Regions from separate parts of the Homo sapiens genome. Here region 1 is linked to region 2. A link is a loop called in an ENCODE intact Hi-C map of the cell type or tissue named here. Cell type or tissue: endothelial cell of umbilical vein. All regions are shown on one strand. Each heading gives the region's core, and the rest is flanking DNA. Links, peaks and the distances in the headings are about the cores only.

Evidence for each region. Hi-C counts contacts between places; a loop is a spot of excess contacts. Peaks named below come from ENCODE experiments on the same cell type or tissue, not always from the same donor. Only the 100,000 strongest peaks of a DNase experiment are listed, where the experiment ranks them.
Region 1: it touches region 2 in a loop (2.1-fold over the local background); 3 of 110 quality-filtered maps call a loop at or near these places.

What each region holds. Positions count from the first base shown.
Region 1 is chr7:19,914,513-19,922,858 of GRCh38, reverse strand. MACC1-OT1 (MACC1 3' UTR overlapping transcript 1) reads left to right here. Exons shown (of 6, transcript NR_110114.1): 6 at 3,599-3,878. Among named protein-coding and RNA genes, the nearest start is that of TMEM196, 150 kb to the right of the region's middle. In endothelial cell of umbilical vein, for the core only: no CTCF peak of the experiment used is centred there; DNase peaks (open chromatin) are centred at 2,498, 3,498 and 6,628; H3K27ac peaks cover 3,184 bases.
Region 2 is chr7:19,965,301-19,973,646 of GRCh38, reverse strand. MACC1-OT1 (MACC1 3' UTR overlapping transcript 1) reads left to right here. Exons shown (of 6, transcript NR_110114.1): 4 at 5,252-5,510. Among named protein-coding and RNA genes, the nearest start is that of MACC1-OT1, 170 kb to the left of the region's middle. In endothelial cell of umbilical vein, for the core only: no CTCF peak of the experiment used is centred there; a DNase peak (open chromatin) is centred at 3,336; H3K27ac peaks cover 1,138 bases.

The DNA of each region.
Region 1 (8,346 bases), core at 309-8,308, 51 kb after region 2:
ACTATTTTAACATTTGAAATGCGGCAGGTGCCACCGAGGAGTCAAGTTTCTAGTTAATTTTAATTTTTTAAATTTTAACTTAAGTAGCTCCACACTTGACTATCAAACTGAGTATCACAAGTCTAGATCATAGCGGGCAAGTGATTGCCTGCCTTAACTAACCTTGGGGTGGGCGTTTTCTAGTAAGTAATAAGTAAACCTATGTTTCCTAATTTCATTGTCCCATTTTTTGCAGTTATGTATGTTTAGCACATCTAAATAAAACAAAAAGAAAATACAAAACGTCTCTTTTTAAATGTGCTCAAAGCAGAAGTCCAATTTTCCAGCATTGGAAAGATGCTGTTGGCAGAAAGCTACCTTGCAAATGAGTATTAGGCAAAAAAAAAAAAAAAAAAAAAAAAAAAAGCCGGACACAATTGCTTTCAGTAGAGGCAGTCAGTAAAGCCATAGATTCCCACTTAATTATACTTTGCTTGCTTTCTCTACAGCCAGTGCTCACTTGAATCTCTGGATGTACATGCTTTTAGTGAGCAAATGAAAAAGGAAATACAGAAGTGAATATTTATTTAGCATCCCCTCTACAAAAGTAGTTCGTTTTTGCAATTTGACACAATATAATTTTAAAAATATAACCCTTCCAAATAAAGGGGCCAACAAGTATATCTCAAATAACTCCACTCTATATTTTAATAAAAATACATAAATTTTTTATAAAACAGTATTCTTTAGCATGTAAAATAAAGAGAAAGCCATATCTAGATAGCTTATTTTCATACAGAGTGAACACAGAGCAGACAAATGGTATGTGGTTCTCTTTAACCCTTTCACTCCATCCAACCTATTACAGCCTGATCTACCTCCTAAGGAAACAAATCAGAGGGTATCCAAGAGTGGTAGAATTTATGTCAGACATTCTAGGTTTCTCGCTTTAAATCAAGGTGACTTACCATTCACCAGATAACTACTCTAAATATTATAGATCAGGGTTCTCAATCTCAGTACTATTGACAATTTGGGCTAGATAATTCTTTCTTGTAGCAGGGCTGTCCTACACATTGTAGAAGGTTTAGCAGCATTCTTGGCTTCTAACTGATAGATGCCAACAGTACTCCCCACCCCACCAAGTTTTGATAACCAGAAAAATCTCCAGATATTGCCAAGGGTCTGCTGGCGGTAAAAATCACCCCAGGTTGAAAGCCAAGGAAACAGAAGACAGTGTAGTGTATCACACTCTACTTTCTTCCTTTATTTACCTTGATTTTGACCTTTTAAGTTTCCACTCTTCTCAACATCATGCAATTCACTTGGACCCAAAAAACATCTTTAATTGGTTTCGTTTGGCATTCTCTTCTACTCAATTTTAAGCTTGCCTGCTGATGTCTCTACCCCAGTGTGAACACCTTTCCCTGAATATTTAGCCAGTGCCTTAGATTGTGGGGCCTATCCTCAGGGTCGACTTTCTTTCAATTTACTTACTTTCAAAGTGGAAATTCTCATTCCTACCCCAACTGCTTCAAAGGTTTGCAAAGTTTAAATAAGATAACAAATGTTAAAGTGCTTTGAAAAGGTAAAAACCTTTTTCTGCAAATATATTTAATAAATGACCGTAACAGTAGGAATGTTTCTTACTCCATGGAAGCCTGTAGCAAGTTACAGACAGGTAAAGGCTGGTAACTCTCAAACATAACTACCCCATTAGTATACATTTTATAGTGAACATGGCAGCAAAGTTCAACTCAACTCAAAGTTCAACCCAAGTACCAAAGTCAAATGAGGCTTATGCACTACCTTGGGGAAAAATATTTTGGGTCGCTGGATAGCTACCCAAAGAAGTGTTGTAGCGCTGGATTTTAAAGGTCTGCAAACCCTCTCTCCTGTCCTGTTGACTCCCTCGGCCCCTTACCATTTCCTCTTCTGGTCTTAGGATAGAAAATGAGGGATACTCAGTAGAAGCACCAGGGGGCGGAACCCAGCATGTGATTACGCCTCGGCTTTCTAGCCAGGCACAGTAATTTCCCTCTTGAGGGAGTAACCACTTCTCTACCCATAACCTTTAAATCAGCTGCACCATACCCCTGTGCACTGTGTGTGAACTTCTGTGTGCATGTATGTGTGTACACACTAAGAATCGAGATTCTTTTAGGAATTTGGGGATTGCAGGAACCAGAGGATCAGGCATTCCTAGAACCCATTTATGATTTTGTAAAGAAAGAGGAGAAGACGATTTCCCTTTAAAGGTCTATTTCACTGTGAATGGTGGTTAAGAAGTGCCACCTAGAACCTCGGCACATGTGAAGTAGGACCAGACTTCTCTAGTCAAGAAACTGAACAGGCACTGCTAGCAAGGCAGGAAACGTGAACTTGACAAACCACGTCTGAGCTTGCCAAGAGGCTTAGCCTTTATTTCAGGGTCAGAATCTTGTCTTCTTTTATCCAACTTGGAAACGAAGAAAATATTTGCGTAGTATTCAGATGTATCATCCTTAAGAATGTGAATATTTAAGATAATGGATCAAGTAGAAATAGGTCAAAAGATATAGCACAGAGTTAAAAATAGCCACCACAGAAAATGTGTTTGCATTTGGCGTGGTGCCTTTTCACACTCATGTAATTGGCCATTTGGCTCGCTGTGTAAAGCAGCCAGCTTCCCTCAGCTCTGGGATATGGGGGTTAGGGTACTCTGTTACTTTCCCCAAACCACATAAATAGAAGACCAAATTAGTTATTTCTACAGTTAAAGCTAAAATTCCCTTCCTTTCATGTCAATGATGAGACTTTCTAATGTGAAAAAATTACCATTACTATCAGCAAAGGAACTATTCTCTCTTGAGGCTTGTTGTTTTGTTTTGTTTTAATTTGCGTATTCCCTCCTCCCTCCCAGTCTCTAGACCCCCTTCGTGGATGGTATCAGATGATTTCAGTCCAACCTTCCATTGCATTCTCTGACTGAGCCAACACAGCTGGATTCTCAGCCAACTATGAAGTTTAAATTGGTAACTCCAAATCTGTTCTATAAATTTCAGCAACAGCTGATTTGGCCAGAATTTCAGTGTTATCTCCATGCCTGAATTTCAACAAGAATAAAAGAAAAATAAGCGGGCTCTGATGATTTACTTAAGAGAATGTACAAAGAACCATCACACTCAAGATTTTTTCTTTTGAAAGATTATTCCTATAAATATTTTTGCCCCTCTAGTATTGTTTCACAATTTATTATGGCTATAGAGCCAGAAATTTTGCGAATGGCTTAGGAAACTAAGTAACTTTGTAACTAGACAAGTACATAAAGTGAACATACTGTTCTAAAAGAATAATTATATATTGGAGGGTTTGAGCTCAAGGAATAAAGGATTTTATTTTGTTTGTAACAGAGCCAAAATCAGCATATGCTCGAGTAATCTGCAGGAAAGACAGCAGGGTTATGGAAAAATTATATATCTATGATAACTAGTGAACAGAGCTTATTAAGAACTAGGAATCTGAGGGCTTTATGAAAAGCAATTCAGAGGGAATTCTGGCATGTGTCCAAACGGATATGACTTTTCTAAGGAGGGCTATGGGATGTCAGTTGTTTTAAATTACTATGCTTTCTCTCTAGACTCCGCTTTCTGTCTCTCTGAAGATAACGTTAAGCTGCAGCTCCGTATCTGTGAAAACCCATTTCACAGCATCTGCATCCCTGGATTGCTAAATACCCTTGTCTAGTTACCCAAATATTAATGGATCCCATGGAATAAGGTGGCATGATTTAGGCACAAGCAATTACCAAAGGATTTTGAAAAGCAGTAACTCCAAATTATCTTGTAAAGTTGAGAATAATCTGAGAAGAGCTATTGTAAGACTGGGAATCAAGTAACAAAATAAAGATATGAACCGTCCATTGGTCTATTTATTTACTTGTTTTAAAACAGGGAATACTTTTAAAATTTAGTTATGAATATAGTTTATATTTTTAAGGGACACAGATGATGTATAAATGTGATAATTCTGTACCTCACAGTCAAAACAGATATTTTGTAAACAAGGATTCTGGGTTACCAGACCTCCTGAAAATGAATGACTTTTGTTGTTATATCCACTTTTCTATCATTTCTCCTTTTCTGGTAACACAAACCTAAAATTACCTGTTCATTCTTCATTACCCCCAAAATACTTTTGATCTACTTTCCCATCATAGTTAACCTGGTTATCCAACATGTAATGAAATTAACATTTTAGACAAATAATAAACAAAAAAATGAGAACAGATTAAAGAAATATAAAATGTAAAGTTACCCAGAGACTTACAGGATGCTAAACTTTTAAATAGAATATGATGTGGCTAATTTTTCAAAGAGAAGAGACTGACAAGTTTGTATAGATATTGCATCTTTTTGAGTGTTGAGTCATAAACTAATTGTATAAGTCATTCTTCTCAGGATAATCCATAAAACTGTTAGCAATTTTGAAGTGACTGCCTTGTCAGAGATGCTGTTTTAATATTGATTATATCATACTGGCTTAGAATATGATTTAAAGACTTCACATTTAAGACACTGCTTAGCCTGGAGGATTAAGAGCAAGGAGACTGAAGAGAACCCACTGAGAAAATGAGATGTCCAAGGGACGAGGTATGAATTGGAATCAAGTCATCAACTAGGAATAATAATATGGACACTGATAACAATAATAATAATAATAACTAATATTACTGACTGCTTTATATATGGTAGGGATTGTTATTTAATTCTCACTACTGTCTCTATGAATTAGGAACTTTTACCATCCAATTTTACAGATAAAGGAACTAAGTGGTTTTGGACTTGTGGGGCTTACATTTTCTATAGGGATCCAAATTGAGTTGCCCGATAGGCATTTGGACATATGAATCAGAACCTCAGGTGGAATATCTGGTCTGGAGTTATAGATCTGGGAGCGAGCTGTTAGACTATAATTGATAATTCAAGTCACAGAAGTACATGAGATAAAGTTTTACGCCACTGGATGGGAAATTACCTTTGGATTTTTGGTCATTAATGATCACAGTAAAAACTAATTTGGGGCAGGGCGTGGTGGCTCATGCCCGTAATCCCAGCACTTTAGGAGGCCAAGGCAGGCAGATCACCTGAGATTGGGAGTTTGAGAACAGCCTGCCCAACATTGTGAAATGCCATCTCTACTAAAAATACAAAAATTAGCCAGGCATGGTGGCACACGCCTGTAATCCCAGCTACTCAGGAGGCTGAGGCAGGAGAATCGCATGAACCCAGGAGGCGAAGGATGCAGTGAGCTGAGATCGTGCCTCTGCACTCCAGCCTGGGTGACAGAGCAAGACTCCTTCTCAAAAAAAAAAAAAAAAAAGACTAATTTGGAACCATGGAAGGGACCAAAGCTATGTGGTGCTGGACTAAAGAATGAAGTGTACTCTTCTAAGATGTTTACCTATTAATAAAAAAGAGAAACAGATTAATCATAGTTTCATTTTAACAAACTATCTGGCCATGGAGAAAGTTGTTAAATAGGCACATTGACTGATAGTATGACTGGAAGTGCCAACATCTCAGCTTTTATCTAACAAATAGGCCTTTGTTACCTTTTGAAAGTAGTAGAAATACAGTATTAAAACTGCAGCTGTTTCTTCCATCTTCTTCAGTCTTGGCTTAGGAAAAGAATACCATGCAGAACCCGTGATGAAATAAATTATTAACAGACCCTACAATCTTTTTACCTAGACCTTAGAAAAATAATTATGAATCCCCCAATTACATGTTAACAATGAGCAATGATTGATATGAATTTGAGGATCTATGTTTATTAGATGAAGATCATCACTAAAAAATCCAATTTATTCATAAATAAATGAATAAATTACCCTTTTATTTATTTGTCTTTGTTGAGACTTACAACAGTCTCATGTTCACTCATTTTAAGATTCAAATAACTAAGCAATATTGCACTTATATTAGAAAACAATCATCCTTCTGGATTTTCTGTCTAATAACAGACAATAAAAATGTGCAAAATAATTAGCAATTTAAAATATAAGTGAGAAATTTTGTACATCTTACAGAATGATTGGATAAATTTAAAATTATATTTTAGTAATCACTGGTAATGTCATTGCAAAGATATGAACTTGCATGAAATTGTTCTGGCCCTTATTCTGTAATGGGCATTGCCATCTGTTCAGCATAATCAGTTCTTTCATACTTCCCTGATAAATGAAAACAATACAAATTTCTATTGAAACAATATATCAGGGAAAGAATATGTTCTACTGAATGAGGAAACTAAAAAAAGAAAGTCATATTCAGCAACCTGGGATGATTTCTTTCAATTTTAAAAGTTCTGAGACCAATAACTTTCCTTAAGAGGAAAGCTTTATAAAATTGGTTGAAAATTCAACAAAAAATAGCTCCTGTTATCAAGTCCATAAGTATCTTATGTCCATTTAAAAACTGAAGGAATAGCTTTTTCCATAATCCTTTGACATTTTTATGCGCACTGCTTCCATGATCAAGCCATTTGGCAGTAATAAAACAGAAAGCTGGCTCAACCATTATCCTCCACATTAAAAAAAAAAACTGTTTTGTTCTTTTCTACTAATGCCAACTCATTTGATGATCTGCACACACATTAATTAGAGCTGTTAGGTATGTGCAGAATGTAATGTGTCAACCAGGTCAAGGCTGATTCTAGATGTGACTCACAGGCCAGAAATGAATGGCAATTTTTACTTTTCCTTAAGTGTGAATCCACACTTTCAATCAGTTTTTATCACCATGCATAATTCCACCTTTCATCTTCATTTTTATTACCAATAAAAATATCAGACCCTAACTTTCTATATGAATTTTTTTTCTGCTGCCTAAAGTCCCCATTTTCCTTCTTAAACTGTCAATGGCATTTAGTTTTTAACTTTTAAAATTACTCTTCAAAGGTTTTTATTGATTTGACACTTCTTCTCAATTTATTGGGCTTCTTCTCAATTCAGAAGTAGACAAAAAAGGAGACAAAAAGCAACTCACTGCTGTAAAGGGTGATAATAAAAGGGAAAGTGCAGAATGCTGCTAAATGATTGATAAGGAAATTCCAAGGTAAGTCTCCTGGGAACAGGAAAGTCCTCCTTGAAAATGCAGGCTTTAGTTAGAATCTTAAAGGAAAGGAGTCAGCTAGGAAGAGTCAGGCAAGGGGATAGAGAGAGTGTTCCAGGTAGAAACAGAATGCACAAAACATGCAAGATGAGCTTTTTTAATTTTTATTTTTTAAAGGCATATATGTCTCTGTTTTCAGCTAAATTGAGATCCCTGTGGACAAGAAGACAAGGCATAGATTTTTTCTTCTGTCTCTCGTATCTTTTAAAACACCTCCACTTAGTAACTTAATACAGGAATATCTCATTTTATACTGTTTAACTTAATTGTGTTTCACAGATACTGCAGTTTTTAACCAATTGAAGGTTTGTGGAAACTCTGTATCAAGCAAGTCTATTGGGGCCATTTTTTTTGTAACAGGATGTGCTCACTTCATGTCTCTGTGTCAGATTTTGATAATTCTCATATTATTTACAATATTTTTATTATTATTATACCTATTATGGTGATCTGTGATCAGTGACCTTTGATGTTACTTTTGTAATTGTTTGAGTGCACCATGACAATGAACTAAATCAATGAATGTGTGTTTTCCGAGTGCTCTACCAAATGGCCACTCCCCCATTTCTCTCCTGCTCCTCAGGCCTTTCTATGTCCTCAGACACAAGAATATTGAAATTAGGCCAATTAATAGCTCTGCCATGGTCCTTAATTGTTCAAGTGAAAGAAATGGTTAGATGTCTCTTACTTTTAATCACAAGCTATAAATGATTAAGCTTAGTGAGGAAAGAACATTGAAAGTTGAGACAGGTCAAAAACTTAGCCTCTTGCACCAGTTAGCCAAGTTGTGAATGCAAAGAAAAAATTATTTAAGAGAATTAGAAGTACTACTCCAGTAAATACATGCAAATAATAAGAAAGCAAAACAAACCTATTGCTGTTATGGAGAAAGTTTTAGTGGTATAGATAGAAGATCAAACCAGCCACAACATTCCCTTAAGCCAAAGTCTAATCCAGAACAAGGCCCTAACTCTTCAATTCTGTGAAGGCTGAGAGAGAAGAGGGAGCTGAGAGGAAAAGATTGATGCTACACAGGTTGATTTATGGGGATTAAAGAAGGAAGCCATCTCTAGAACATAAATGTGGAAGGTGCAGCAAGTGCTGATGGAGAAACTGAAGCAAGTTATCCAAAAGATCTAGCTAAGATAATTGATGAAGGTGGCTACACTAAACAACAGATTTTCAATGTAGATGAAACAGCCTTCTATTGGAA
Region 2 (8,346 bases), core at 131-8,130:
ATGTTATTCACTAAAAAGAAATGAGCTATCAGGCTGGGCGTGCTGGCTCACACCTGTAATCTCAGCACTGTGGGAGGCTGAGGCAGGCGGATCACGAGCTCAGGAGATCGAGATCAGCCTGGCTAACACAGTGAAACCCCTCCAACCAAAAATACAAAAAATTAGCCGGGTGTGGTGGCATACACCTGTAGTCCCAACTACTCGGGAGGCTGAGGCAGGAGAATCACTTGAACCCAGGAGGTGGAGGTTGCAGTGCGCGGAGATTGCGCCACTGCACTCCAGCCTGGACGATAGAGCAAAACTCTGTCTCAAAAAAAAAAAGAAAAAAAAAAAAAGGAAAGAAAAGAAAAGAAATTAGCTCTCAAGCCATGAAAAGACAAAGAGGTAGCTTAAATGCACATTACTTAGTAAAAGAAGCCAATCTGAAAAGGCTATATACCATACGATTTCAAAATATGGCATTCTGGAAAAAACAAAACTATGGATATAGTAAAAAGTGGTTTCCAAGAGTTAAGGAGGCAGGAGGGAAGAAGAGTTGAAGCACAGAAAATTTTTAGGGAAGTGAAACTATTTTGTATGATGCTACAATAGTGGCTACATGTCATTATTCATTTGTCAAAATCCATAGAATGCATACTACCCAAAGTGAACCCTGAAATAAACTATGGATGTTAATGGATAATGATGTGTCAATGTAGTTTCATCAGTTGTAAAAAGTATACCACTCTGGTGTGGTATGGGAGGTTCAACATAAATCCATTTAAGTGGAAATAGTGAGCAGGTGAAGGAGAATGACTGTAACAGGACCATTATTATTTTTTAAAAAATTCCGTGGAGTCTCGGTGACAAAATAAGAAATTAAGCAGAGCTCCTCAAACTCCATTATACTTCTCTTTCCCCTTAAACACTACCTATTTCTGACAAGAGTCATGGATATAGGTTTCTTTTGTTTGTAAAAATTTTAATGTACTCCTTCAGTTATATTAAAGAATAGTTCAAAGGAGGATTTTAAAATTTCTTCTTGCGGAGGAAGTTGTGTAGACAGCTCAACAAGAATCTGAGTAAAAACTATTTGAAAAAGTTTTCTAAAATAAAAATAATGAAATGTTTTTGTCATCTTTGCTACAAGAACTGAAACTCATGAGAATAGAAAAATTAGAAAAGGGCCATAATATGTTTTGACAATAACAGAGAGCCGTCTAATAGCTCTCAAAATTAAATACACTAGAAAGAATTATAAAATTTAGGCCTTTGTTTTAATTTAAAAATGCAACTCCAGCGAATCAATACAAATATTATTTTTTCTTAATATAATGTATTTATAGACTCCTTTGCTTTTTGTGGTCACGGAGAAAGTATAACAAATGGAAAATTTGGTTGCTTAGTACAATTTCAAGATCAATCTCTCTCCAAGGTCAAATGGAAGACTCTAAAACTCCCAGAAGGGATTCTCTGAGACTCTTCCAGACAACATGCCTGATGAATGAGGTTGGATTCAGTGGAGATTCAACAGAACTTTCAAAAGGGAAATGGAGAGTAAGGATTTCATTAATCATTCAACTAGACTCTGAAATGAGGCCAAAGAAGCTCTAAGACTAGTCAGGACTCAGCTTTAGATTTTGGAAAGCTTTAAGAACGTTGCCATAAAATATCAAATATTTTAAGTAAATAATGCCTTGCTGCCACCAACACTACCACTATCACAAATTTGGAATAATTAGCTATTAGTTTATGGCAATTCTGGGGTGAATAGAGAAAGGCATCTAATAATCTATACAATATTCTATATCTTCCCATGCTCTTTTCAAAGCCTTAATAACATTCATTTATTCATTCAGTATTTATAGAGTGATAGCTTTGTAATGTGGAAAATATTAGAAATAGTTAGACCTTATCTTTTTTCTTAAAAATTCCCAACTAATCAAAGTAGACAAATAACAAAAATGACTACCATAAAATGATTAAAATAATAAATAATTATAAACAGAGAGACAGGATTGATTAAATCTTTTGGAGAAAAATAACCTATGTGTATATGGGAAGAAGATCCCAAATAAGATGGGATAGAATGTTAGCAAGTATAGAATTTGGAGGTTTAGGGTAACAAAAAAAATAATATATTTTGTTGAATATTGGAGTTAAGGAAAGAGATGAACTGTATTTTAAAAAGGGATATATTTTAGTGCTAAGGAGCAATTTTGAGAATCTCATATCAAATGACTAAAATAAAATAAAATATAAAGCTGTCTACTGATTGTAATAGAAAAAGGAAATTAGATTTATGTTTAGAGGGACATAGGCATGATTTTAAGCCATATACAATGGAATCTACAGACCATAGAAACATGGACCAAAAAAAAAAAAAAAAAAATCTGTGTGTGAACAAAAAGATTACTGAGTAGGATGAAAGATACCACATGAAACCAAGGAATTAGAACAGATACAATAAATGTTAGATTTTTACCAGTGCTGAGGATCAGAAGCCTCACCACGCTAAGTGTTTGCTAAAATATGAATGAATTAGGAGCAGTAATGAGCACATTACCAAATTGACTGACTATAGAACTCATCCTGGGAGAGAAGGGGTTGAATGAGAGAGAAGAGGAAGCAAGACCAGGGTGAGGTCAAGTAACTTAGAGATCATAATCAAGACAGAGATAGCTGTAGTTGGTCAAAAGGATGGGGAGAAATGAGAATCCAGGTGTTTATATGCAGAGAAATGCATTGCAGAGCTAAGAGGTTAGTTTCAAGTATAGCTTTTTCATTCAATAGTTCAGACATTGAGGATGATTATCTGTGCAGCCAAGATAATCAAATATGTTGATGATTAAATCACTGAAGGTAACAAAGACTGGGGCTGAAAGAATAAAAAAGGGTATAGCACTGATTCACTGAAGATTGTGAAGTGCTTTAATGGGAGTCAGTAGCCATTTGTAACCATCAATCTAAGGCAGAAAATTTATTCATTTATTTTACAAATACTTATTGCTTACTCTGTTCCTGGCAGACTTTCTCTAGTAAACAACATATAAGAAGTCCTGGCTCTCAAAGAACATACATTCTAATTGGAGAGACAAAATAAATAGTTAAGCAAACACAATAATACATCAAGTGGTGATAAGAACTAAGGAGAAAAAAACAGGGTTGTAATATTGTAATATTACATGAGCTTAGGGAAAGACTAAAATAGGTGATAACATTTGACATGGGAGCCGAGACCTGACAGAAGAAAGAAGAAAGAAAGACATGTTGATATCTGTATGAGGAGTGTTTCAAACAATGAAGAAAGCAAGTCATAAATCCTGGAGGCAAAGACATGATTGGAATGTATGAGGGACAATAAGGAGGCACATGTGACTCAGAAAGGCAAATATGCACAGAGTCTAGAATGTGGGGGCAAAGTTCGAGATTAAAGTAAGGAGAAAACAGGAGGAAGAAGATATTGAGCTTTTTAAGCCAAGATAACAGCTTTGGATTTGAGTGGAATAGAAACTTGGCAGTCTAAATAGTAGACTGCAGGACGAGAAAGAGTGAAACTAGAAAGAATAGTTAGGAAAGTAACTTAATAATCCATTGGACAATTTTGCTGCCCTGGGCTAGGGTGGAGTGAAAAGCCTGATGAAGGCTGGAAGCTAGATAAAGATTACAGAGGAATTGGATGTCGGGGGGGGGGGGGGGTGGTGTTGGGGGGAGACAGAGGGAAAGTAGAAAGCATCAATGTTGACCCTAAGGTTTTTGACCCAAATAACTGGAAGAATACAATTGCAACTGAGTTGACAAATACTGGGGAATGGACAAGTTTGAGGGTAGAAGAAAATCAATAATTCATTTTTGGTCATTTGAAGTTTGAGATATGACCAGGATGGCCTTAAAATTCCCCTCAAGTTGACTAAATTTTGGACACGTTTCTTCCTGACTATAGGCTCATAGCGTTTCTTTTTAAAGAGCACTAATTTTAGATAACTTGCAAGAGAAAACTGTTTCTGCCCTCTTGAGATCCAAATCTTCCACATCCCAGAAATATTCCTCCCAAGCTGCTAGAAGCAATCCCTTTGACATGTAATCACTAAGAAAAATGGCACTTCTAGGTTTATCCATGTTATTCCAAATGTCAGAATTTTGTTTATTATTATGGCTGAGTAGTATTACATTGTTTACATACATACCACATTTTTTAATAATCCATTCATTCATTGATTGACATTTAGGTTGATTCCCTATCTTGGCTATTTTGAATAGCGCTGCAGTAAACATGGGAGCACAGACATCTCTTTGACATACTGATTTTATTTCCTTTCGATGTAAACCCAGTAGTTGGATTATTGTATCATATGGTAGTTCTATTTTTAGTATTTTGAGGAACTTACACACTGTTGTTCATAACGGCTATACTAATTTACATTCCCATTAACAGTGTATATAAAAGTTCTCTTTCCCCATATCCTCACTAGCATTTGTTGTCTTTTTATATTATGTGAAATAAAGCAAGTACAAAAGGACAAATACCACATTATCTCACTTATATGTGGAATATAAAGAAGTTGATCACACAGAAGTAGAGAGTAGAATAGTGGTCACCAGAGGTGGGGGAGATGGGGAGAGGTTGGTCAATGGGTACAAAATTCCAGTTAGATAGGAGAAATAATTTCTGGTGTCCTATTGCAAAGTAAGGGACTACAGTAAAGAATAATGTATTATATACTTCAAAATAGCTAGAAAAAAGGATTTTGAATTTTCTCACCACAAAGATATGACAAGTGTTAGAGGTGATGGATATGCTAATTACCTTGATTTGATGATTACACAATGTATACATGTATTGAAACATTACAGTTTCTTAAATGTACCATAAGTATGTATATGACTATAGGCATATATGTATACACATACACATACACATATATATGTATATACAAACACACACACGCAATTATTACATGTCAGTTGAAACCAAAATAAAACTTTAAAAGAAGAAAGCAAGCAAGCACCTGTATTTCTTAGTCTCTGTGGGAGGGGAGGAGTCTAACTTCAATAAGCACCAATTGCAAAAAATGATGTACTAATCACCTGGATCAACCTTTCCCCTGATGTCAGTTTTCCACTGTTCTTCCATTAGCTCACTTCTGTGATTGAAACTCTCTCACCTTTTGTTTTATCAGAGTTGAGTTCAATCTTTTTCCTTTATTGCAATAGTCTTGAATAAAGTCTTCATTTCCCATTTAACTTATCTGGTGCAATTTTTCATTTACAGATGCATATTGGATATCTAAATAGAGATATCAAGAAATGAAGATATGCATTTCCAGTTCCAGAGAGAAATTCACACTGGAAATATAAATTTAGGAATTTTAAAGTTAGTGGTCACATTTAAAGCTGCAGAATACAAAGAGATCACCTGTGTGAGAGAACTGAGTCCTGAAACATACCCGTGTTTAAAGATCTGGGAGGTGCAGAGGAATTATCAAAGGAGGCTGAGAAGGAGCAGCCAGTGAGGTGTGTAGAAAAACAAGGTTGGTATTATGAAGGTGAAGTAAAGAAGTTGTTTCAAGTAATAACGTGTGAATAACGTGTGTGTAAATGACACTATTTGGTTAAATTGGAAGTCTAATAAATGACCACTAGACAATATAATACAGAGGATTTTTGTGCCCTTGCGAAGAGCAGCCCCCATGGCACAGCAAGAACACAAGCCTGAACAGAGTGGGTCCAAGAGGGAATGGGAAGAGGAGAAAGAAAAACTGTGACTGCAAAAACTCTTCTCTGTAGAGGAGAAAAGTGGGACAGAGACTATGTGAAGGGATATAGAATCAAGGGAAGATTTCTTCAAGATAGTTTGTGTTTATATACTAATAGAAACAGACCACTAGTGAAAAAAATGATGATGCAAGAGACAAAGTAAGCCATAGCAAGAGCATTGGCCTTGAGTACACTGAAGTGGATGGATTTAGTACTTAAATAGGTGGGTTTGCCTTGATATTCAGGTAAGGTATATGGATAATGATGTTGCTCTATACAGTGGTGGAAGCATGCAAGAATCTTCCTCTAGTTACTTCTACTTCCTCAATCAAAGGCAATGGAAACATAAAATAAAATAATTTCCCATGGGACTGGATAAGTGAAAATGAAGAGGGATGACGGAGCCACACTAAGGCCCCCTTAATGAGTGTGGTTATGAAATTAATGTGATCACAGCAAACATGTTATGCCTTTTGCCACCATTTGTGATTAGCTGCTATATTTCAGGAGCAAGATAGGAAAAGAGTTAGTTCTAAACAGGATTAAGGTTGGCCATGTGGCAATGATAGAAGGAATATTTTAATATTAGGCCATAGAAGCTAAGGAAAGTAAGGAAGAGAGTGAGGGCTTCAGTGAGACTCATGGTGATAAATTGCTAGCAGAAACGACTGACTAGAAGTGGTGTGGTTTTTGTTGTTATTTCTGTTGTTGTTGTTCTGTTTTTTTTTTATTTTTACAAACAGGAAAAGAGTTTTAGGAATCAGAGTACTCAAAAGAGGATAGAAGAATAGTATGTCATAGAGAACAGATGTGTTTGATGGGGTGATAAAAACTGGAAATTTTGGATTGGATAAAATTGTTACTAATGAAGTTTAGCCATGACCATGGTTGAGGTGGAACAGAGGTAAGATCACCAAAGATGGGGGCAAGAAATGGAGAGGACATGTATTGAAAGAAACACATATGTGGATATTGATGTCACTGAAAAATATGAGATACGTATTTATGGAAAAGAAACAGTTGGGAACTAAAATCTCTAAGGAATTGTCAGGCGCAATCAAAGGCTTGTGGATGACTGAGTAAAGGAGAGTTACTGGGCAATAAACATATTGGGTAGCGTGACCTTCAAAGGAACTGAGAGTTTTAGGGAAAAGGGATAGATCATCCCATGTCAAAAGCAGGGCACTCATCCTATCTCCTGACACAGAGGTACAAGACATATTAAAGAGATATGGCGGACATTTCTTCTGAGGAGTAATAGATGGCTTTGAGCAGAGAGTTGTGTTATAGCTTAAAACACGGAGTTGTTTAATGCTCTGTGAAATGTTAAAATTTAATATGGCACTTTGAAAGTTAGTAAATACAGGAAATATCCAAGGAACTGGTTTTAAAATGCAAATGCTTCTTAGGTGATCCAGGTGAACACTATAAGTGATGTTGTGTTGATCATATGTAACACTGCTTTAGTGTGATAAGAATGACACTTCACTTCAGTGGTCTTTCTCCCAAAAATCCATAGCCCCACTCTAATCATGAGAAAAACATCAAACAAACCTTGACTGAGGGATATTTTATGAAATATCTGACCAGTGCTTCTCAAAACTGTCAAGGTCATGAAAAACAACAACGAGGTCCAATAAATTGTCATAGTAGAGAGATGCTAAAGAAAGCATAATGACTAAGTGCATGGTATTCTGGGTGGGGTCCTAAGAGAAAAAGGACAATGAGAAAAAAATAACTAAATAATTTAGAATAAAGTACAGAGTTTGCTTAATAACAGTGTATCAATACTGGTTCATTAGTTATGACAAATGTGCAATAGTAATGTAAAAGTTGACACTGGGGGAGACTGGGTCCAGTGTATATAGGAACTCTGTATTATCTTTGGAACTTTTCTGTAAATCTAAAGTTATTCTTCAAAATAGTCTGTTGCCATAAATGCAGATGCTTAGGTAATAGGACACAAGAACCAGCATTTTTAAAAACTGAGATATAGTTTAAATACAACGAAAGATTAAGATCTTATTTATTTGATCAGTTTTTGTGAATATATATTAAGACATAAAGTATCTTCATCACCCAAGAAAACTTCCTCATGCTCCTTTCCACTCAGTATCCCCCTTCCAGGAGTGACTGCTGATCTGATTTCTATCACCAAATTTAGTTTAGTGCATATTATTTATTAATTTTTTTCAGACAGAGTCTCACTCTGTTGCCCAGGCTGGAATGCAGTGGCCCAATCTCAGCTCACTGCAACCTCCACCTCCCAGGTTCAAGCAATTCTCCTGCCTCAGCCTCCCAAGTAGCTAAGATTACAGGCGCATGCCACCACGTCTGGCTGTTTTTGTATTTTTAGTAGAGATGGGATTTTGCCATGTTGGCCAGGCTGGTCTTGAACTCCTGGCCTCAGGTGATCCACCCACCTCGGCCTCCCAAAGTGCTGAGATTATAGGTGTGAGCCACCATGCCCAAACCAATTTAGTGCATATTATACAATCCCTTTATAGTTTCCTTAGGTGATCAAAGTGAACACTGTATTCCTATGAGGAAACTGATATAAATGGATCATATAAAATGTACTTCTTTTGCATCCAATTTCTTTCACTCAGC